Linked DNA regions of Homo sapiens: all the other regions are linked to region 1. A link is a loop called in an ENCODE intact Hi-C map of the cell type or tissue named here. Cell type or tissue: heart right ventricle. All regions are shown on one strand.

Evidence for each region. Hi-C counts contacts between places; a loop is a spot of excess contacts. Peaks named below come from ENCODE experiments on the same cell type or tissue, not always from the same donor. Only the 100,000 strongest peaks of a DNase experiment are listed, where the experiment ranks them.
Region 2: a loop joins it to region 1, with 3 times the contacts of the local background. A loop is called at or near these places in 8 of 110 quality-filtered maps.
Region 3: it touches region 1 in a loop (2.7-fold over the local background); 5 of 110 quality-filtered maps call a loop at or near these places.

Annotation. Positions count from the first base shown.
Region 1 is chr11:48,077,575-48,085,574 of GRCh38, forward strand. All of the region lies in intron 1 of PTPRJ (protein tyrosine phosphatase receptor type J), which reads left to right. Among named protein-coding and RNA genes, the nearest start is that of MIR3161, 15 kb to the right of the region's middle. In heart right ventricle, no CTCF peak of the experiment used is centred here; a DNase peak (open chromatin) is centred at 3,817; H3K4me3 peaks cover 383 bases; H3K27ac peaks cover 1,769 bases.
Region 2 is chr11:48,015,466-48,023,465 of GRCh38, forward strand. The region is part of intron 1 of PTPRJ (protein tyrosine phosphatase receptor type J); the gene reads left to right. Among named protein-coding and RNA genes, the nearest start is that of PTPRJ, 39 kb to the left of the region's middle. RefSeq lists a silencer at 3,911-3,960 and an enhancer at 5,041-5,100. In heart right ventricle, no CTCF peak of the experiment used is centred here; a DNase peak (open chromatin) is centred at 4,945.
Region 3 is chr11:47,997,137-48,005,136 of GRCh38, forward strand. All of the region lies in intron 1 of PTPRJ (protein tyrosine phosphatase receptor type J), which reads left to right. Among named protein-coding and RNA genes, the nearest start is that of PTPRJ, 21 kb to the left of the region's middle. In heart right ventricle, no CTCF peak of the experiment used is centred here; a DNase peak (open chromatin) is centred at 4,657.

The DNA.
Region 1 (8,000 bases):
GCCTTACGGAGCGTGCTACAGTCTTCCTGATCCAATATCCTGCCACCTGCCCACTCATTCACCCTCGGCCCTACCCCATGCCTTTGCACGAATCTTTCCAGCCTGAGCAGCCTGAGATGGGTCTTTTTCCCTGCTCCGAAATCCTGACCTCATAATGGCTCATGAATCCCTATTCAACCTTCAAGACCTGGTTCAAGGGTTAAATCCTTTAAGGAGACTTCTCCTGATTTTTCCCCAGCTGGTTGCTTTGTTCTCCAGCGATTTGTAACCTTGTGAACAAATATTCTACTCATTTTATTCTACTGGAATGATCTATTTACACTTATCTCCCTGCAAATTGTATCCTGCCCTTCAATGGCTAAGTGAATGGCATAAACAGATGCTATAGGAATTGAGACTAAGTTGGAGCTGGGTGATCAGGGAAGGTTTTAAGGAAGAGATCTGGGACAAATAGCTAAAGATGGATTCAGTGTTTTTTTTTTCTTTTTCTTTTTTTTTTTTTGAGGCGGAGTCTTGCTCTGTTTCCCAGGCTGGAGTGCAATGGTGCGATCTTGGCTCACTGCAACCTCTGCCGCCCAGATTCAAGCAATTTTCCTGCCTCAGCCTCCCAGGTAGCTGGGATGACAGGAGCCCACCACCACGCTTGGCTAATTTTGTGTTTTTAGTAGAGACAGGTTTTCACCATGTTGGCCAGGCTGGTCTTGAACTCCTGACCTCAGGTGATCCACCCACCATGGCCTCCCAAAGGGCTGAGATTACAGGCATGAGCCACCGTGCCCGGCCTGATGGATTCAGTTTATGTGCAAAATTTAAGAGGATGGGTTTCGGCAGTTCAGGTTGTTAGGAGACAAGGGTGGAAAGGTGTCCTGGAGCCCTACAGAGATGGGCTTCAAGTGCCAGCCAAGGTGTTTGACCATTTTTAGAAGAGGAATGAGATGATTAAAGTGGAACTTTTAGGAAGAGTAGGAGTGAGCGGGATGGATTTAAAAGGCGGAGTGAGAGGCATCAGGAAGGCTGGGTAGGAGAGCATTGCTACAGTCTAGGAGGGAGGTGGCAGGGGTGTAGACCAGGGATCACAAAGCAATGGCTTGCCATCTGCTTCTGTATACCCAGAGAGCTAAGAATGGTTTGTACCTTATTAAATGGTTGAAAAAATCAAAAGAATATATGCTGTGATATGTGGAAATTCTGTGAAATTCAAATGTCAGTGTCTGTAAATAGTTTTTTTTTTTTTTTTTTTTTTTTGTGGAACACAGCCATACTTTTCATTTATGCATTGTTTGTGGTTGCTTTCACACAATCATGCCAGCCCTGAGTAGTTGCTGCAGAGACCATATGGCCTGCAAAGACTAAAATATGTACTTATGTACTATCTGGCTCTTTCCAGAAAAAATCAGCAGACCCCAGGTGTAGACCAACCAGGGTGAATGAGTGTATGACTGGAAATGCAAAGACGGGCAGGATCAAGGGACAGTTTAGAGCAGGGGTGTCCAATCTTTTGGTTTCCCTGGGCCACACTGGAAGAAGAATTGTCTTGGGCCCCACATAAAATACACCAACACTAACAATAGCTGATGAGCTAAAAAAAAAAAAATCACAAAAAATCTCAAAATGTTTTAAGAAAGTTTATGAATTTGTGTTGGTCTGCATTCAAAGCCATGGTGGGCTGCATGCGGGCCATGGGTTGGCCAAGCTTGGTTTAGAGGCGGATGCAGTACGGGAGAGTTTTCCCTTCTCTTCTGATGTAACTCCATGTCTTGGTGGCGGTGTTCTAGATGTAGGCATCTTTAGGCAGGGGAGTGTGCGTGGAAGGGTGAAAGGGTTGTGCCTTCATGACGCTCGTGTGTGTGTGTGTGTTTGTGTGTGTGAGTGATGCTGAGCTAGTCTTAGAGTAAATGCAGACACTGGATGGTAGCGAGTTCAGTGCAGTTTTTATGGAGGGACAGCTTGCTGCCTGCTGATGAAGCTGGACAAGACTGGGTAGTGAAGTCAAAGGCCCACACCTAACTCTGAGGCTCTTGGGGGCAACTGTGTTGTGCAGAGAAGGTAGGAGGGCAGAGGAAGAGGAGGAGCGGCCCCTGGGAGAATGCCTTCTACCCAGCTGCAGCTTCTCAAGGGTGTGTTTGCGTCTGACCTAAGGTGTTGGAGCTCTTTGTTTCTGGCTGTGTTCAGGCTTTCCCCCGCTTGCCTTTAGGGGAAGCTGATGACTGCTTTAGCGTAAAGAGAGGGCCAGGAGGTCAACTTCCCTACAGTCCCGTGCCTGCTTCTGGGTTGGGGCTGGGGAGAGTGCTGCCCACTGAACTCTCTAAATGTTAAAAGATACAAAGAGGAAGCACAGAGTGAAAAGGGAGACCCCAGAGGACAGCAGAACATCCCGAAGCATATCCCCCATCAGAGAAGAGGCATGATTTTCACCTGGCTTGCAGGTGCAGGATGGGCATCTCAGATGCTGTGAGTCTGAGGGCAGATGCCCATCAGTCCAGGACAGTTCCTGGGGACAAAAGCCTCTTCTCACCTTTAGAGAAATTAAGTCTTATTGGTAGAAAATATTTTAGAGAGGTTCTGGTCTAAGCCTCTCATTTTGCAGATGAGAAACCACCCAAGGCCCAAGATGGATGGATTTATCAAAGCCGGTTGGTACTGGAACTTGGATTTAATTTCAGGTCTTTTATTATTACTATGGAACAAATCTTAACTTTTTCAAGTGCATACCATGTGCCCGGCTATGTGCTGGATGTAGATGCTTTATCTGCAGGTTTAATCTTCACTACAACTATGGGAAGTAGCTATTGTCTCTCTTTTGCAAGTGTGAAGAGTGAGGCTTAGAAAGGCCAACTTGCCTGTGATCGGGTAACTCAAGAGGGAAATTGGATCAGAGTCCATCTGAGACTGACTCCAGAGCCAATGTTCTTAGCCAATAGGGGCACATAAAACTGTTCTGAGTGGCTTCCTAGCTCCTGTTTCCAGTGTCCAATCCATTCTCGGTTTCTGTTCATTCATCAGATGTGCACTGAGTACCTGCAAGAAGTCAGAAGGGTGTTGGGTTGGTGAGGACAGATTGTATACCATCTTGGCTTTGGCCGAGCCAAACAGAATGCCAAAGATCGGCAAAGATAGGGAATGATTGTTCTTGGCCTCAGCTCCACGCTCCCCTCCTCTGTAAAACTGCCCCTGACACCCCGGCAGGATTGAATTCCTCCACCTTTAAGCTCCCAGAGTACCTTAGCTCTGTCTTTAGCACTTCACACTGTGTCATGCCTCCCCTTGGGCCCTAAGGCCAAGAGCATGTGCCATTTATTTTTGTATTCCTACTTCTATAGCCCAGTGCATATTGGGGGCACTCAGGAATTGCTGAGCGAATAAAAGAATGAATGAATACAGACCCAGATTGTCAATGATTCTCAAACCTTATTTTACAAAAGAATCACTTGAAAAGCTGGTTAAAGATCAAAACTCCTGAGCCCTACTCCTGGTGATTGACTCCTAGGTTTGGGGTGGGACCCCAGAATCTGAATTTCCCGGAAGCGCCCAGGTGTTTCTGATGCGGGTGGTCTGCAAACCACACTTGCAGCAACCCTGGCACAGGTGCCCAGCCTTCTGGAATAAAGACAGGAACTAAGCATTAAAAATAGCACGCCATTCATTTGCTTGTGCCGAGCCGCCAAGTGCCCCCTCCTGCCGGCGACAGGTCCGGATGTGGGCCAGTTCTCAGCCCAGGGAAAATGAACAGTGTCTTCTCCGTGGTGCCCAGAACAGTCTGAGTCAGTGGAATGTGCTGGCCAGTCAGGCAGAAGGGAACTTCCACTTCTTTTTTAAAACCTTGGTGGAAACTGTGCTGGCAAGGCAAACAGGGAGGAGAGGAAGCTCCATGTGGGGCTTGGGCTTGGCGGACGACTTGGGGCTGGCCGGACTTTGGGTGGCCGCCGAGGACCATTGCTAAATATGCCCCTTTCGTCCTGAAATAGTCACTTCCCCGGCTGGCTTTTGTGTTGGTCGGTCGCCACAAATGTGTGGCTGTTGTTCAAGGAGGCCTCCTGGGATATAAAAAGAGAGAATGGGGCCAGGCTGCGGCCAGGGCTGTGTAGGAAGACAGGAGAGCTGCCTTTTCTCCTGTCCCACCACGGACTCATTGTAAGATTCAGAGGGAGTGGCTTCTGGGCCCTGGGTTTACTTTTCCATCTGTAAAATGGGTGGGGGGAAGGGGCAGCATCATAAAGCTTCTTTCTTCTCCTGAAAGGGATGTTTTAAGGCCCATGTCAAGATTGAACACAGGGCTCTGTTGTTGGGCTGATGCTACTGATGAAGTCTCAGGAAGCTCGAAGTTTGTAGTTAACTCTTTCAGGGTAGATGTGGTGAATAGTCTCTTGGTATTGTGTTGATGGTGGCCCACTAGAACAGAAGGTCCCAGAGGGCAAGGGCTTGGTCTTTCTTCTTCCTCTCTGTATCCCCACTGTTTAGAACTGGGCTGGGTGCAGAGTAGTCTCCATAAATGTTTATGGGGCCAATATCTCCAAATATTGGCACCTACTAAGCGTCAGTCCCATCTCTCTTTTGTCTTCTTCACAGGTTTAACTTGCTGTTTGAGAAGAGGCGATATGAGGAGCAGGGCATTTTTGGAGGAAGAAACTTTACCTCTGTTTTCAACGTTTCATCCAGTTTCTCTTCTTTTTACTTATTTGGAGACATGGTCTTACTTTGTTGTCCAGGCTGGAGGCTGAAGTGCAGTGGCACAATTATAGCTCACTGCAGCCTCAAAACACCTGGCCTCAAGTGATCCTCCTGCTTTAGCCTCCTGAGTAGCTGGGACCACAGGCTTACACCACCATACCTGGCAAATTTTTTTTTTTTTTTTTTTTGGAGAGGCAGAGTCTTGCTCCGTTGTCCAGGCTGGAGTGCAGTGGTGTAGTCATGGCTCGCTGCAGCCTCTGTCTCCTGGGCTTAAGCCATTCTCCTGCCTCACCCTTTGAGCCTCCTTAATTTTTTATTTATTTATTTTTTTTTTGTAGAGACAGGGTCTCATTATGTTGTCCAGCCTGATATTGCTATTTTTTTTTTTTTAATGGCGATGTAGTAATCTTGCTTTGTTGCCCAGGCTGTTCTGGAACTCCTGGCTTCAGGTGTGTGCCACTGTGCCTGGCCCAGTTGCTCTTTACATGGTGGAATATCAGAGGTTAAAGACTTGGTAAAAATTCATGCGGTGCAATAAACCATGTATTACATAATAGGGGTGACACTTGTTAACTTCTCCCAGGCTCAGTTTCCTCATGTGTAAAATAGGTGAATAGTATCTACCCTCCAGGAGTTGTACAAGGCTCATGTATACATAGTGTATGTGAATGTGCTGTATGGGTGCAAGGGGTTGCAGAAGTGATAATGTGTGTAAACAGATGGTGTGGTTGGCTCATTGGAGGGGTGGAGGCCCTAAGTGAGATGACCTCTGAGGTTTACTCTTCCTAGAGTAGTTGGAAAGCAATTCAGCCTCAGTGGTAAGCTCTCAGCTCTTCTAGGGCAGGTCCCTCTTCCACCACCCTGTGTCTGCAAGCATTTTGGTATTAAGTTGTTTTTCTAAGGCTGGGTGCGGTGGCTCACGCCTGTAATCCCAGCACTTTTGGAGGCCGAGGTGGGTGGATCACCTGAGATCAGGAGTTCGAGACCAGCCTGACCAACATGGTGAAACCATATCTCTACTAAAAATAAAAAATTAGCTGAGCGTGGTGGTGTGCGCCTGTAATCCCAGCCAGCTACTTGGGAGGCTGAGGCTGGAGAATCGCTTGAACCCGGGAGGCGAAGGTTGCAGTGAGCTGACATCATGTCATTGCACTCCAGCCTGGGCAACAAGAGTGAAACTCTGTCTCAAATAAAAAATATTATTTTTCTAAAAAGCTCTTATTTTATTGTGAAACACTTAAATTAGCAAATCTCAGGCTTGCTGAATAAGGCTTCCCAGGCAAACCACATCCCACATGTGCAAATGTCTGGTGACACAGTGCTTCATTTTTTTCCACTAGTACTTACTACTACCTGACATTATAGTGTAAGTTTACTTGTCTATTTGTGTATGGTCTGCCTCTCCTATGAGAATGTGAGCTGCATGAGGTCAGGACATTGTTTTGTTCACTCATGAATTCCCAGCACCCAGGACAGTGTCTGGCATGTAGTGAGTACCCAGTAAATATTTGTGGAATGAATGAATGAATACTTAAGTGGGTGGGAAGTTCTTGGACCTTAGTCTAGACCCATGGTTCTCAAAGAGTGGTCCTGGGACTCTTGGGGATTCCTGAGATCCTTTTAGGGATCTGTGAGGTCTGTGAGGTCAAAGTATTTTTATAATAATAGTAAACTATTTGTCCTTTCACTCTCATTCCCTCATGTATGCAAATCTCAGTGAACTGATATTTTCCAAATAACCAATGCATAAGGCCACAAAGCCATGCAGGGTAAAAAGAGCTATGAACAAAAGTTTTCTAGAGAAGAATTTGGAGGAAAGAGAGTTTATTCTAGTGAACAGATCGCAAACTGGGAGATGCTGCGTTGGTGTAAAATGAAGGTGCATTCCAGAGAGCAAAGAGAGAATCTAGTTTTTTGTTGTTGTTGTTGTTTTGTTTTTTAAATTTTGAGATGGAGTCTTGCTCTGTTTCCCAGGCTGGAGTGCAGTGGAGTGGCGTGATCTTGGCTTATTGCAACCTCTGCCTCCGGGTTCAAGCGATTCTCCTGCTTCAGCATCCCGAGTAGCTGGGACTACAGGCACTTGCCACCACGCCCACACACCCTACTAATTTTTGTATTTTTAGCAGAGACGGGGTTTTACCATGCTGGCCAGGCTTGTCTCGAACTCCTGACCTCAAGTGATCTACCCGCCTCAGCCTCCCAAAGTGCTGGGATTACAGGCATGGCAGAATCTAGGTTTTTATAGCAAAATTTCTGGCCCATGTCCCCAATCAGGTTTGATTATGCAAATGAAGGGGGCGGGTCAAACTTGCTTAGTTCTGATTGGCTGACACAGCTGAGTTCTGATTGGTGATACAGCTGAGCCCTGATTGGTTGATACAGCTGAGCTCTGATTGGCTGAAGCAGACGAGCTCTGACTGCTTGGTTCATGTGAGCTCTGAAAGTCCCAAGTCAAAAGGGTGTGGGGTTTTGTGAAACTTGGAGTACGTAGTGTGACCTCTAGTCAGCAAATGGCCACTTGGCTGTATTTTAAATTTAGGTACACTTTGCTGCTTGGGGTCCATCTTGAGGGGATTGCCTTTTTCAGGTTCATGTTTGTTCACAGAGCCATTCAAAGTGCAGTGGATACATTATAAATTGTACAATTATTTGTAATTAAAAAAAGAACAACAGCAAAAAACCCAAAGTGCAGTGGATGCAAAGACCAATGGATTTTCATGTAACAGAATATGAAAAGTTCACCGACACAGTTTCACATTCCACGATGCAGAGAAGTTTTTAATAACTGCCATCCACATGTTGAGTTTTGGTGTAACAGCAAAGAAAAATATCCACAACTACTGAAAAGGCTGAGAAAATACTCCCTTTCTCAACTGCATGTTTTTGTGTGAGTCCAGAATTTCTTTACATTATTGTAACAGAGTGAACGCAGAAGCAAATATGAGAATCCAGCTGTTTCTTACTAAGCAGACATTAAAGAGATTTGCAAATATCTAAAATAATGCTATCTCTCTCACTTTTTTTTTTTTTTGTATTGGAAACATCATTTTCCATACAATGTCATTTATGTTAACAGGTGACAGATTTATTTATTTTTATTTTTTATTTTTTTGAAACGGAGTTTCACTGTGTCACCCAGCCACCCAGGCTGGAGTGCAATGGTACAATCTTGGCTCACTGCAACCTCCGCCTCCCGGGTTCAAAGGATTCTCCTGCCTCAGCCTCCTGAGTAGCTGGGATTACAGGCACCCGCCACCACACTTGGCTAATTTTTGTATTTTTAGTAGAGACGGGGTTTCACCATGTTGGCCAGGCTGGTCTCGAACTCCTGA
Region 2 (8,000 bases), 62 kb before region 1:
TACTCATTTTTGCCTTGCCTGGTTCTCTTGTTTGTTTTATTCTTTTGTGTTATTTGTATTATTCTAAACCACCACATATACTTGGTGGGATGGAGCTGGGTATAGTTAAATTTTAAAAATAATGGTGAGGGCCAGGTGTGGTGGTTTATGCCTGTAATCCCAGCACTTTGGGAGGCTGAGGCAGGTGGATCACTTGAGGTCAGGAGTTCAAGACCAGTGTGGCCAGCATGGTGAAATTAGCCGAGTATGGTAGCGTGCACCTGTAATCCCAGCTACTCGGGAGGCTGAGGCAGGAGAATCCCTTGAACCTGGTGGAGGTCGGAGGTTGCAGTGAGCCAAGATCATGCCACTGCACTCCAGCCTGGGCAACAGAGTGAGACTCTGTCTCAAAAAAAAAAAAAAAAAAAAAAGAAATAATACTAATGATGAGATGACTTGCATAAGATCCCCCAGCTACTCTGTGGGGAAGTCGGGCTCCAAGCCAGCTCTCCTGGCCCCACCCTCTTTCCAACATACTCAGTGCCTTTCTGGATTAGGATCCACTGCAAGGTTCCTTTGCAGTGGGAGCCAGGTCTGTTTGGCTTTTGCAGCCATTGTGTTATGGGTTCCAGTGGAAGCTGGGCTGGCTGGATTGGAGGTGTTGAGGGGCTTGGATTGACCTAAGTGTCACCTGTGGCTCAAGCAAGGCTCTGGACTGTGGATTCCTTCTTGGTGAGGGCTGTTCAGCCTCACCCAGGAGAGAACCCATACCTCTGCTTCTTGCTTGTGAGGCATCAGGTTTCAAGCAGGGGTCAGACCAGATGAGCACTGTTATGTTCTTCACAGCTGCTTCCCACTCGTTATCCTCATAGTAGCCCAGGGTAGAAAAGGAGAGGATGAGTGGGTGGTATTGATGAAGAAACGGAGACCTACAGAGGTGAAATGACTTCACCCACCAGGTGATGGCTGAGTCTGCAACCCAACAAAAAACTCTGGCTTGCTGGCATTTCTCAGGCCAGACAGTTCCAATGTGAACCCACGGTACCTTCTGCGGGAGAAAAGGTGGCATGGGAAGCAGGAAGAGCCTAGGATTTGGGAGTTGGATGCCATGGACTTGAGTCCTGGCCACTACTATGTGCATATGGGGAAGTCACTTTTCTGAGCCTCAGCCGCCTCATCTTTAAAATGTGGGCCCTAATTTCTGCCCTGCCAGCCTCACAGGATGGTCATGAGAAACTGAATGAGAAGATGAACATGGAAGCCTTTTGTCTGGCATTAACCACATGTGCCTGTGTGCTGGGTTCTGTCTGCATTGTGCTAATGATGGTGGTGATGGTATTAATAGTAATAATAGTGAACATTTAAGGAACACTGCCTCCTATAATAGTCACCATGGTAAACTTTACATACATTATCTTAATGAATGCAGAAAACAAGCAGATGAGCAGGGACCGTCTATTATTTTCCCATTTATTTTTGTTTATTTTTAATTTTTTTTTTGTAGAGACAGGGTCTCATGTTGTGGCCCAGGTCTTGAGCTCCTGGGCTCAAGCAATCCTCCCACCTCGGTTCCCCAAAGTGCCAGGATCACAGGTGTGAGTTACCTCACCTGGCTGTATTTTCCCATTTTTACAAGTGGAAACAGGGGGTTCAAAAAAGTTTATGTAATTTGCTTAAGGTTGTAGAGATGTTACATAGTGGAGTCCAGATTTGATCCCAAGTAGGTGACCCTACTGTGGTATCACTGCTATCAGATTGGAAACAGCAGAAGTCTAGGACCTTTTTGGTTTGGTTGATGACATCTGTGCACATCATTCTGGTAGGTAGGGGCCATCTGGGGGCAGGAAGTTGGGTGTGGGTAGGGGTTGGCCCTGGAGAGGCAATAGAAGCTGGGGCTTGGCTGGATAACAAGCCTGGCACACTGAGTTTGTCTCTGAGGTTTAGTTTCTCACCTGTAAGATGATGATATAATAATGTGCCTCATGGGATTAAAGAAAATAAGAGATGCCTAGATACTTATACATTGCTATAAAAATGTCTGTGTTATAAGAGTGACATGGCATTCCACAAAATGCAGTGTAGATGTAAATTAGTTGGAATGGTGACCTCACCCCTGCTAGGTAGCACTGGCTTATGTCCCACCTGAGAGTAGTAGCATCTGAGGGCTAGCCACACTGAACAAGCCACACACCTGACCTCAGCATCCTCTTCTGTGAGGGGAATGCTCTCTGCTCTTCTACCTGCATGCACCGTGTTTGTGGAAGTGCTCTGTGTAGGACAGGGAAAGCACCTTGCAGAGAGCAAGGGCCCACTGGCTGCAGAGAGCCTGGTGGGTGATGGACCAGAGATAAGGGTGAGGGACAGTTTAGAGTGTCACAGTTTCTCATAGAGCTTTGGGCAGTGACACCAGTATTAGTCTCAGGACCATCATTGACTCCTGGTTAGTTTTTCTGTTTTCAAAACACTTTATCAGCTGTAAAGCACTTAAAAATGTAAATTAGTTCCTGCAAAAACAAAATGCACAAAAAATGATGGCTCTGCCAGGCTGGGTTGGGAGATGAATGTGTATGCATGTGTGAATGGATTCATTTCTGATGATAAAAATACTTTATGCTTATTTATGTGAAACTTGGAAAATAGAGGAAAAGTATAAAATTGAAACTAAAAGTCATCCATAATCCTTCTAAGTAGCTTTATCATTTAATGTTTTAGTATATTTCCTTCCTGTTTTTTTTTTTTTCCTTAATTCTGGGTGTATGCAAAGGATTTTGTAACCCTTTACATTCTGGAAACTGTTCAACATGACTTCTTTTTTTTTTCTTTCAACCAATTTGTGGAGAGTCCATTTTGCAAAGCCTTAGCACAGTGCCAAGCACAAGCTACACACCCGGGATGCTGCTGAATGCAGATGAGAGCATGCCAGCTCTGCTGAAGTTGGGGGCTGGGGGCAGTGGATGGCTGTGAGTGGTGTGAAGCCCCGGGCCACAGTGAAGACCCTGGAATGGCTGAGAGACTGGGATTCCAGGAGACCGAGGTTTGAGGGGAGGCTTTTCATTGTTTGATTAGCTCTTTTTTTCTTACCACATGTAAGTCATCATAATACTTAAAAAATTGCTGTAAAAAGCAGCTAATTAAAAATATAAATACAGTCTTTTTGGAGACTAGAAACAGTCACAAGAGAAGCAGTTTCAGTGAGAACCAGATCCTTTGTCAGTGTCAGCGAGGGGGAGGGGCGTCGGGGCCCAGCCAGCAAATCCTTCCCTCCGAACTGGGGGTGCGGAATGTGGCACTCCCTTTAGTTAGACTTGATGAGCTTTGGATTTGAGTAAGTGACAGCCCCTTTTATTTCCTGCTTTGTTCTCTCCCAGGTACCAGTTGACCACAGTTTTCATTCATGCAAATGGAAGCTGACAGCTGCCCAGGGAGGGTTAGATACCTGGGAGGATAGAGCAGAGGCCCTCCTTCTCCCCGACCCCTCGCCTCTGCAGGCTGGTGGGGAGGGGGGCAGGGGAGTCGAGTTACCCTCTCTCCACGCTTTCTTCTTGTGTATGTGTGCGTGTACGTGCGTGTGTGTGTTGTGTGTGTGTGTCTTGGGGGATGGAGAACCCCTCTCAGGAGGGCCTGTGGAAAGGCTGGGGTAAGTGGAGTGAGCCCGTGGGTCCTGCCCTTCCAGGCTGCCAAGAGTTTAAGTTGCTGCCTCCCGGTCTCTGTGCCCTTTTCCTGCCTGTGGAAGGCCCTCTCTCTGTTTAGGAACGTGGATGTGGCAGGGGCTGGGCGGGCACTTGGCCTTTATAACAACAGAAGAGGATTTTCAGTGACGAGGAAGCATCCCGCCCTTCTGGTTCCCTGTCTTCCACCTGGCCCCACTGCGACAGCCTCTCCAGGCCTCTGACTTCACTAGAATCTGCCCCTCCACCCCACCTTCCCCCGAACCCCACCTCCTTTCTCTGAGCCTGAGAGGAGTTAATTGTGTTAGAGTGCACTGAGAAACCTCCAGGAAGGGGCCCTAGTCCCTGTGTTGCCTGTTCAGCAATCACATTTGCTCACGTCTAGAAAGTACAATATAATGACTCAGGTTAAGGGGTGAAAAAATGTGGTGGACATTTTGCCAGGGTACTGTGTTAACTGTTCCAAGGTATCACCCTGTGTGAGACTCAGGAACATTCAGTGTTTTGGTTTCCCCCCTATTGTACTGAATGCCGGCAGCTTTCCCCTTCTAATTATTTATCTTAATAATTTGAGGAAAGTTGATTTGCTTTTTAAAAACTGGCATCCAAGCGTACCCTATCGCACTGCACACAGCTGAGAGATTAAGGCAGTTCTTTAGAATTCCTAGTCCGTGTTGTGTACACAGCGATAGGCTGGGGTAGTGGTTCTGGGTGCAACTGGGGACAGGCGAGGAACCATAAATTTGGCAGGAAAGATTTGTGTTGGTACCCTGTTATATTTGCTTTGCATCACATATTGTTTAAAAAGAGCGATATTTTCGTTAAAGGAAAAGGAACTGTGTATTTGAGATAAGAAGTAGAATAAAATGAAATGAATAGTTGGGTTTCGTCCTGTGGCCTTCAAAATGGCGTTATTTCTGAGATCCCTGTTTCTATGCTGTTCCAGTATTTATACGGAACTTATAAAATACAAAGTATAGGCATGTCCCGAGATCCTGGCGAGGCTGTAATTTATAGTGTTGTTCTTTTTCTTTTGTTTTACAGAGCTGAGTTTGGTGAAACTTCAGGAGGTTTTAGCTAGTGGCGATCCAAAGACATTAAATATTGCTTTGTGGGTACGTCTCCACCTTGCGTCTTACTTGGTGACTGTTCAGTGGTAGGCAAATGTCAGAACCCAGTATGCAAATGTGGAAGTGGACAGATTTGAGTCAGTTATCTCAGCTGGTGTTATGAAATACGGAAATTTTTGGCGTTGGTGGTGGAGGGCGTTGGCATAGGAGGCGTGAATGCTCTTTGTTTCTTGCTGTTATGGGAGTATCTCTTGATTGCCCCATCATCTTGTTTGGTGTGGCCCCGTTTCCTTCTAGAAGTTGAGTTCCCTGGGCTTGTGAGAACCCTTGTACATCTGCCTCCATTAAACTCACATTTGGAGATCTCGTAAATGAACGCAGTGCAGTCCGGGGGCAGAGTGAAGGCTCAGACTGCAGCCGGACATGGCTCAGTTACCCTAGGTGGGTTAGCAGCTGAGCAGGTACTGGTCTCAAAACCCTCTGAAGCGAAGCTGCCTGTCGATTCCACAGTTGCCAGCTTCCAGCATGGAGCTTCTGGAAGTATCACGGACTGAGTTGGGTCCCAATGCTGGATGTCCCTACTCTTCCTCCTGCCCCTCCCACGTTTGGATGGGCAAATGCACTAAGAACAGCCCGTGGGCAAGTGAATGAAACCAAAAAGCAGCAAGGGATTTGGACAGTCCACCTCAGAGTATCTGACTTTATTTTGAGGGGCATGTGTCAGAGTTGGGTGAAGAAAGAGATTCTCAGATGGAGATAGAGAAAGATCCCCAAAAGGGCAGGCTGGCTACCAGTGATTTATTTTTATTTTTCTTACTTTTTTAAGAGAATGCAGGGCATTTTACTCTTCTGTGGTAGGAGAGTAGACTGGCCACAGCCCAGCCCAGAACCCTTAACAAAAGGTTAAGCTGCTGGGCATGGTGGCTCACGCCTGTAATCTCAGCACTTTGGGAGGCAGAGATGGGTGGATCACCTGAGGTCAGGAGTTTGAGACCAGCCTGTCCAACATGGTGAAACCCTGTCTCTACTAAAAATACAAAAATTAGCCGGGCGTGTTGGCATGTGCCTGTAATCCCAGCTACTGGGGAGGCTGAGGCAGGAGAATCGCTTGAACCCAGGAGGCGGAGGTTGCAGTGAGCCAAGATCACGCCATTGCACTCCAGCCTGGGCGGCAAGAGCAAGACTCCGTCCCTAAAATAAATAAATAAATAAATAAATAAATAAATAAATAAATAAATAAAATAAAATAAAATAAATAAAAAAAGAGGTTAAGGTTTATACGCAGGCCATTTCTAATAGATGTTATGGAAGCCCCAGGTTTTGGGGCATCAGGGTTGGAAAGGAAGCCAAAAATGGGTGTGTCCAAAGGACAGATGCATTGAGAATGGGTTGTAAAATTTCAGCCATTGTGTAGATTAACCAGCACGGCACCCTGCCCCTCAGCCATTGTGTAGATTAAGGAGCACTGCACCCTGCCCCTCCTCCCCCAAGCATGCAGCACCTGAGAAAGAAATCTGACAAAGATGCTTTAATATGAGTCTAGCGCTTTGAGCCTTTCATTGTCATCTCCAGTGCAATTGTCTGTGGGTTTTGTTTTGTTTTGTTTTGTTTTTTCATTTTTATTGGACTTTGCTTTGCCTTTTAAGGGAAACTCTGGATGATATACTTCATTATTTCACTTGTCAGATGGTTAGTAATATGGTATTGCCATTCCTGACCTAAGGCAGCAAGTGATTCCTTCTGGCAAACTCTTTAAGAAACATGGGCATGGAGCCTGGCTGCCTGAGTTCAAACCCCTGCTCTGCTGCTTACCAGTTGGGTGACCTTGGTCAAGTTACTTAATCTCCGTGCCTCAATTTCCTACTCTGTAAAATGGAGATAATAATAGAACCTGTGTCATTACATTATTGTGGGAATTAAATGTGTTAGTCTACGAAGAGGGGTGCCTCAGGCCCATGGTAAATTTTATGTAAGTGTTGGTTGTATATAAGATGATGAAGTCCGGGCGCGGTGGCTCATGCCTGTAAATCCTAGCACTTTGGGAGGCCGAGGCAGGCAGATCACCTGAGGTCAGGAGTTCGAGACCAGCCTGGCCAACATGGAGAAACCCCGTCTCTACTAAAAATACAAAATTAGCCAGGCCTGGTGGTGCATGCCTGTAATCCCAGTTACTCAGGAGGCTGAGGCAGGAGAATCGCTTGAACCTGGGAGGCAGAGGTTGCAGCGAGCCGAGATCGTGCCATTGCATTCCAGCCTGAGTAACACGAGCAAAACTCCATCTCAAGAAAAAAAAAAAAAATTAAGATGATGAAGATGCAGCGTGGGGCCATGAGAAGAGTCCTGGTCTGGTGAGTTTGGAAACCTGGCTTCTGGCCTGTTTCTAACACTGTATGTCCTTGGGCCAGACCCTTTCCCCTGGGGTGCTGATTTCACACCTGTAAAATGAAGAAGTTTGACTTGCACAGTGCTTTTCTTAGACTGTGGTAAGGGGTGGATGTGGGGGTAGTGCCAAGACCAAGTGAAAGAGGCTTCTGGACCTCCATCCTTGCTTCAGCCAGAGCAGCGTGGGTTCATTTCATTTTTGGATTTTGGTTTGTGGGAAGAAAGGGTTCTCTTGCCGGTGTGTGTGTTTCTGATAAACAAAGAAGTGTGGAAGTGGCTGAATGAGATGACCCAAGGACTCTTTCTGGGAAGATGCAGGAGGAAGTAGGTGAGCTGAGGGGAAGCTGGTGGGGATAGGCCTGGTGGGGCCTGGGGAGAAGGATTTGAAGGCTCAAGTCACACGGTGCAGGATGGGACTCAATATAGGGTGGGATAGGGCGGTGGGTAAAAGCCGTTACAATTTTGTCCAAATGGTATGGGCTGATTTACTTATTAGGGAGGTACAAATGGCTTCGTGTTATAAAGTGTCAAGATCCTTATTTGGATAAGGCAACCAGAGTGTAGACGAGAGAGTAAGAGTAAGAAAACAAGGAGAAAAATGAGTGTCTTAAGGATGTAGAAATTTAGTTTGCTGGAAGTCTCTGCAGCCTGAACAAAACAGCTGTTAGGTTTGCCAGAACTTAAACCAGAGGGTGCCTGCCAGTGGTTCATATTCTTGCTACCTCTTCCTCCTCTTGTCTTGTTTTTCCTTTCCATTCTAATAATCACGATGAGTTTCCCTGACATGCACGCCCCTTCATTCATTTGTATGATCACTTAGAGATGAGGAGCTGCCTTGCCAGGTAGAAAAACCATTCTCAGGATGAATCTTTGGCTTTCTGAATCAGAGTTTTCTTTGGGT
Region 3 (8,000 bases), 80 kb before region 1:
CCCGTAGGATGTCCTGCAGCCTCCCTGGCCTCTGCCTGCTAGGAGCCAGTAGCGCCCCCTCCCCCACAGACAAAAATGTCTCCAGATATTGGCAGATGTCCCCTAAAGGGCAAACTACCCTTGCTGTAGGTAATACTTGCTTTGAAGTACTGGTGTGGATGGCCTATGCCCTGGCAGTCTTACTAGGTGGGACTGGCTGTCCTCTCATTCTCATGGGATTGGCCTCATGCTGGTAGCTGACTTCCTCCCCGTGAGACCGTAGGTCTAAACTAACAAGGTTTACACATGTGACAAACATCCAGGTTGCCAGGGCTCAAAAGAGGGTTCACATCGACTCCCTTCTCATTCACTGAGTCCTTTTTCGGGAGCTTTGGCCGAGTTTGTGCTGCGTCTGGGCATCTAGGTGTCGAGTTCTTCCCTAGTGTTTTCAGCCTCGGCTTCCTCCTCTGTAAAATGGGAGTAACTGATACTTTTCCTGTCTGGGTGGGAAAGGAACCCCGTGCTAATGTGATTGATGGTGTGGTGCTAAGCTCTGCTGCAAGGGATGTGAAGTTGAGGGAAAGGTTTACCATTTATTAGGAGCTTTGAGACCAAGTTCCTTCCACACAAGAGATATGCCCTGTCAAAGGGAGATCCCATTGCAAAGAGATTCACTGCCAAGTTCCCCCTCCCACTAGCTCCCTGGAGCAATTTTCAGCTTTTAGAGTGTTTAGAGGCCTCAGGGTGTAAAGCGAGAGAGAGAATGCCTTCCAGCCAGCGAGAGAGAATGCCTTCCAGCCGGTGACATTGAGAATAGCAGGAAAGAGGCAGAAGAAGAAACTGACTTGAAGGGTGATGCCAGCCAGGGGTGAGTGGAGTGAGGTAGGATTTGCTTTCTGAAAACTGGGATGTGCACACAACCTATCAAGAATACTTCACTTTGTGAGGCCCAAAAACAGCTCCTAGCACAGTGTAGAGCAGACTTGGTCAGAACTTCAATCCTTGATTTTTTTTTTTTTTTAACCCGAATTTCATGAGGTTTTTCTGAGACATCCACTGGACTGTCATATACCGTGTGCTGGGCTCTCATTTTATCCTTACAATTATTATGTTCATTTTAAAGACCTCATGTTAGCTAGATCAGTAGGGTGACTACAGTTTACAGTAATCTACTGTATATTTCAAAATAGCTAGAAGAGAACAATTTGGTTCTAGCATAAAGAAAAGACAAATATTTAAGGTGATACATATCCCAAGTACATTGATTTGATCTTTACAAATTGTGTGAATGTATTAAATTACCACATGTGCTCCAAAACTGTGTTCTTGAAAAAATTATCACGCCCATTTTAGAGATGAGGCACAGAGAGGTGGAGGGACTTGCCCAGATCCAGGTATGTGGCTCTCCTGTAATCTCGCTTCTATTGCTTTGTGATCAGCAGCAACTTAGTAGCTTTCAAAGCTTCAATTTTCTTGTGTGCCAAATGGGGCTAATAAATACCTTAGAGGATTGTGATCAAGATTCCGTGAAAAAATGTATGCAGTGCCCCCGGCAAGGTGCCTGGCATACAGAAAGTGCTCTGTACGCACCAGCTGCTGTCATTATTATTGTTTCAACTACCAGTGATCATAAAGGATGCCTGCTTTGATGAGCTTTTCCAGGAATATGGACTGGTCTGCCCTGATCTACTTGAATAATCTGTCTCAGGCCCTATTCGGTAAATACATGTAGGAGGTGCAGCTGCCAGGGAAGGGAGGGATGTTACCTGGAGAGGACAGAGTCTGAAGTTCAGGAAATACAGCAAGAGCCTTCCTCAGGGATGAAACATGTGATCTTATGGTCTGACTAGCCTCAAGCCAGCTGAGCTCATTGCCATGCAACTTGGTAGTTAATGATTGCTAGTAAGAAGTTTAAAAGGATCATCCCCTCAAAGAATGTCAGAGTTGGAAAAGACCTTAGGGACATTAGGCTAGGAAAGACAATGTCCTAGTGAGTGACTGCTTGGGCCCTGTATAGAAGGGATTCTCAGATCACTTGGGATGTCCTGGCTCAGCAGGAGGCTAAGGTGGGATCAATTAGTGATGTCTGCCATGGCCACAAGAGAGGCAAGGAGTGGCACATGTGCTGTTTATTTGCTGTCTTTGGCTGCAGCTGAGGACACTGAGGCCCAAGACTTGCTTGCTTACTGGACGATCACCCAAGTCATTAAACCACAAAAATCTCTTTTGGAAGGAATCTGTTAAGAATGTCTGATTATAAGAGTTGCACCTTTGAGCAAGTATTTTTTGCTTGATAGTCTTCAGTGAGGAGGAACTGTCTTCAAAGAGCACATTCTGTCTTTTGGCAATTCTCCCAATTAGAACTTAGACCACTGAGGTAGAAAGGCCTTAGAAGCCCCTTTAAGTGGGCTCTTCTCAACTGGGGCTGCACCTGAGAAGCTTTTGGAAAATACCAGTTGGAGGCTCCCTCCCCAGACCAGTGGATTCTGGATATCTGGGTGTATGGACACCTCTTGCCCCCATTGGTGTTTTATTTTCCAAGCTCCTCATGTGTTGTTAATATGTAGCCAGGGTTGAGAACCACTGAGACCAAAACTCTTTGGAAACAGAGACCCAGAAAGGGAGAACATGATTGTCTATGGGTATGTAGGGCTAGTGGCACAAGGAGAAGGAAAACTAGGGGGGAAAAGGCCTTTATCAAATGCCACCCATATGCTAGTCTCTTTTACTTTCATGCCGAGATTCTTCTTTTTTTTTTTGAGTCAGAGTCTCGCTCTGTCACCCAGGCTGGAGTGCAGTGGTGCGATCTCGGCTCACTGCAACCTCCGCCTTCTGGGCTCAAGTGATTCTCTTGCCTCAGCCTCCTGAGTATCTGGGAGTACAGGCTTGTGCCACCACAGCTGGCTAAATTTTTTGTATTTTTAGTAGAGATGGGGTTTCACCATGTTGGCCAGGCTGGTCTTGCCCTCCTCACCTCAGCTGATCTGCCTGCCTTGGCCTCCCAAAGTGCTGGTATGCCTGGCCCTTTTTTTTTTTTTTTTTTGAGATAGGGTCGTGTTCTGTTGCCCAGGCTGGAGTGCAGTGGTGTGATCACAGCTCATTGCAGCCTCAACTTCCTGGGCTCAAGCGATCCTCCTACCTTACCTGCCTGAGTAGCTGGGACTACAGATGTGTGCCACCTCTCCTGGGTAATTTTAAAATTTTTTTTTTGTAGAGATGGGGGTCTCACTATGTTGCCACAGCTGGCCTCCAAGTCCTGGGCTCAAACGATCCTCCCGTCTTGGCCTCCCAAAGTGCTAAGATTATAGGTGCAAGCCACCTCTCCTGGCTTGCTTCTTTCCCGTAAATTGAGGTGTGTTATTCCACTGCTTAAAAGCCTACATGGCTTCATATCGCTGTTAGTATAAACCCAAACAGTGGTCTGCAAGACTCTGAACCTTAGATCAGGATGATCAGACCCCTCCCTCCCCTCCACCCTCCGACCTCATCCTGGCTACCCACTCCCTGTTCACAGACTACAGTCACCTGGCTCTAGTACAACAGACACTTGAACCTACCCCGCCCCTCTCCCTCAGGGCCTGGTACTATCCTCCTCGCTCCTTCTTATCACTCAGGCCCCTCTATCCCATCATCCTCCTTCATTTCCTCCCATCCTTATCACCTACTCATTTCTGTCTGTCTCCCCACCTCTTGGATTATGAGTTCAGGGGAGTGGGACCCCCTATGTCTGATTTCCTTATGTGTAGGACAGAGCGTGCCTCAAAAGCATGCTTGCTTGGTGAATGAATTGAAAGAACCACCCTGACATGGAGCTGGTATTATCCACAGGTTACAATGGACTGGACCTCCTCTTCCAGTCCCATATAATTTTTTTTTTTTTTTTTTTTTTTTAAATTTTGAGACAGAGTCTCACTCTGTCGCCCAGGCTCGAGTACAGTGGTGATCTTGGTTTACTGCAACCTCTGCCTCCCAGGTTCAAGCAATTCTCGGTCCTCAGCCTCCCCAGTAGTTGGGACTACAGGCATGTGCCATTACACCTAGCTAGTTTTTGTGTTTTCGTAGAAACAAGGTTTCACCATGTTTGCCAGGCTGGTCTTGAACTCCTGGACTTAAGTGATCTGCCTGCCTTGGCATCCCAAAGTGGTGAGATTACAGGCATGAGCCATTGTACCTGGCCCCATATCACTTCTTATTATCTCATAATATTCTTACCTTTTGCAGTGACAGCCCCAAAGTGTGTGTGTGTGTGTGTGTGTGTGTGTGTGTGTGTGTGTGTGTTTGGGGTGGGGATCATAATAATCCTGCAGGTGGGGTTTAGCTCTGGTGAAAAGAGCACAGATCCTTTGATTTGGGTTTGAATCCCAGCACTTCCTCTTACTAAGCTGTGTGATCTTGGGACATTACTAACCTCTGTGAGGTTCAGTTTTTCTTGGCTGCAAAATGTAAGCACAATACTAATAAGTAACTGACAGATGCTGTGCTTCTGCCAGACACTGTACCCAGTGCTTTGTGTGTATTGGCTGAGTGAATCCTCATGACACCCTAATGAGGTAGGTCTCTTCTCTTCTTGCTTTCATTTTACAGGAGAGGAAAATGAGATGCAGAGAAGCTAAGCAACCAGCCTGAGGCCACACAGCCAATCAGTTGAGAGTCAGAGTTCAAGCCTAGGCTGCTTGCTGCCAGAGTCAGAGTGTTAGGTAGGACTTTATGAAATCATGCCCACAGGCCCCGGAACAGGTAGTGGTGCAGACACTTGGTAAACCGTAGTTACCCCTCCCACTTTGACATTTACTCTCCTGGTGACATTTAAGTTTTCTGACTGTTTTGTTGTTCAAGTTGGTGACAAAAGTACCAATTTCCTGCCTGCTCACTTCCAAACACAGCTTCTGTTGATGAGAACTAAGGGAGTACAACTTTTCAGGCCGGGGGTGTGCATGGTGTTTTGGGCCTTGGTGCTCAGGAAGTGTGGGCACTCCCTTAAATTTTTTAAATGGGCAAATGAGTGCATTTTCCTATTTAAATTTTTTTTTTTTTTTTTTTGAGACAGAGTCTCGCTCTGTCACCCAGGCTGGAGTGCGGTGGCGCCATCTCAGCTCACTGCAACCTCTGCTTCCCGGGTTCAAGTGATTCTTGTGCCTCAGCCTCCCGAGTAGCTGGGATTACAGGAGGCTGCCGCCACACCTGGCTAGTTTTTGTGTTTTTAGTAGAGATGGGGTTTCACCATGTTGGCCAGGATGGTCTGGAACTCCTGACCTCAACTGATCTGCCCACCTCGGCCTCCCAAAATGCTGGGATTACAGGCATGAGCCACCATGCCTAGCCTCACTCCCTTAAATTTTTAAAATGGGTAAATGAGTGCATTTTCCCATTTGAAACATTTTCTGCTTCAAATCCTTATTGAGCACTTTGTGCTAGGCATTGTGACTATGATCAGTATAAAAACCCCAAGAAAACAAAAAAACAAAAACAGTAATTCACTGTCCTGTCACCCCCAACTCATCAATCCTTTGCTTTTCCATAACTGGTTACCTGGGTGCTTTTCTTCGTTGTGATTATTTTTTATTGGAAATGCAGATTTGTGACTGTGATGGGCCTGAGGTCAGGTCACCTTGCTGAGGCGAGTTTCCTGGGCGGCTTTGCCCTGTTTTGATAAACAGAAGAATGAGCAGCTGGAGCTGCATTTCAAGTGGCTGCTTTAGTTGAGGCAGGCAGGCCTCAGTGTTTATGTGACACCGAGCAGCTTCAAAATGAGCTTGGTCATTTAAAAAAATTTATTTTTTCCTAGTTAGGTAACAGTGGTATAACAACATTAAAAGAAATGTAGAAACTAGAGAAAGGAAAAAAAAAAGCCCTTTATCCCCCCCATCACAAAACTATTATAATTTCAAAATAGTTACAAGTACAATGTATTCCAAGTGGCTTCTTATTTAAGATAATTATATTCACAGAGCAGGGACCGTTTCAGGTCCTTTAATGCTGAAAGGCTAAATAAAGAGAACTTTTTATTTTTTCCATGTTAATACATGGATGATATTAACCATGATGTTTAATAGCTACAGAATACTGCATGAAATGGATGTACTATAATTCATTTAGCCTTTTTCGTATTTAGAGATTTAAGCAGTAGCCAATTTTTCACCATTACAAGTGGTGCAAGGACCAATATCTTCATGAATACAGCATTTTCTGTAAAGCAGAAATTCTTTCTTCAGGATTAATTTCCAGATATCTTTCTGGTATTAGACACATACCACTTGCCTAATAACGTTCCAAAAGGAATTCATTGTTTACATTGCTATTAGAACATATGAGATTGCCTGTTTCATTATGTCCGTCCCAGCACTGGGTATTATCATTAAAAAAAAAAGATTTTAAATTTATTTATTGAGTTATTTACTTGAGACAGAGTTTTGCTTGTCTCCCAGGCTGGAGTGCTGTGGCACGATCTTGGTTCACTGCAACGTCCGCCTCCCAGGTTCAAGCGATTCTCCTGCCTCAGCCTTCCAAATAGCTGGGATTATAGGCACCCACCACCATGCCCAGCTAATTTTTGTATTTGTAGTAAAGATGGGGTTTCATCATGATGGCCAGGCTGGTCTCGAACTCCTGACCACAGATGATCCACCCACCTTGGCTCCTCAAAGTGTTGGGATTACAGGCGTGAGCCACCGTGCCCAGCCAATATTTTAAATTTAATGTTTACATTTGCACACATGCCAATTGGGCTTCATGGTGGCTGCCTCACACCACTTTTTGTCCGTGTGTGAGACTCACATAGAGGCTGTTTTCTGTGATCCTTTTTTAAAAAATAATTACATTTTTTTAATGCTCAGGGAAAATGTCAAATAATTGTTTATGTTTTGTACTGAAATCTGCACTGGTCTGATGGTACCCAGAAAAACTCTTAACTGTAGCCAGAAACCAGCTGAGCCTAGTTGTATGCAACCTGACTGCAAAGGTCATCAGGTGCTCTCATTTTATTTTTAGAGCTATATTTTAGCTCTAACGTGATTGTTGGGTGAACACTTGCAGAATGAAATATGACTGACACCTACCAGCTGTCTACACATTCCTGGTTATATCTTAGGAAGGCAGTGTGTGCTAGCACCTTGGGAAGAGAATGTTGAGTTCAAATCCTAGTTTTGCCCCTTGCACCAATACCTTGATCAGATTCCTCCCCTGCGTCCTCCCTACCCTTTCTTCAACTTCACACCTTAGTTTCTTTACTTGTAAATTGGGTTGATAGTGGGCTGCTGTCAGAATTAAGGACATCGTTTTGTCAAGGATTTTGCATACAGGAAGTCATGGTGACAGCTGTTGTTACTGTTGTCCTGAGGAGTGGGGACAGGAGAGGAGGAAAACAGGCTGGTCCAGGTGTCTTTCCTTAAAGGAGGCTCCAGCTTAGTTGGGGAGATAGATGGGCTGGTCAGAGTTTCAAGTCATAGGCAGTGCAGGCCTCAAAGGAACAGCCAGGACTTGAGACAAGAATCAGGCCAAGTGAGTAACTGTTGCTGCTGTGGCAGTGAATGTTAGCAGCCCAGGCCTGCAGGGGGGAAGACTCATTTGGGGTACAGTGAGAGGTCTTGCTGGGCAAATGCAGGGTGTTTGCGGCAAGGTAGGCTGGGGCTGGACTTGGAGGATGCCTGCGTGATTTAGATTCTATCTTGTAGAGAATGAGGTATCATGGAAGGATTTTCTTTTCATGTTGTAAATATTAATCATTTTATTGTTTTGTATTTTTGATGGCAATATAAAAATACCAGCTTTGTTGAGATATAATTTACATACAGTAAAATTCATCCATTTAGAAAGTATACAGTTCAAAGCTGGGCGCAGTGGCTCATGCCTGTAATCTCAGCACTTTGGGAGGCTGAGGTGGGTGGATCACTTGAGGTCAGGAGTTCAAGATCAGCATGGCCAACATGATGAAACCCCGTCTCTACTAAAAATACAAAAATTAGCCAGGCATGGTGGTGGGTGCCTCTAATCCCACCTGCTTGCGAGGCTGAGGCTGGAGAATC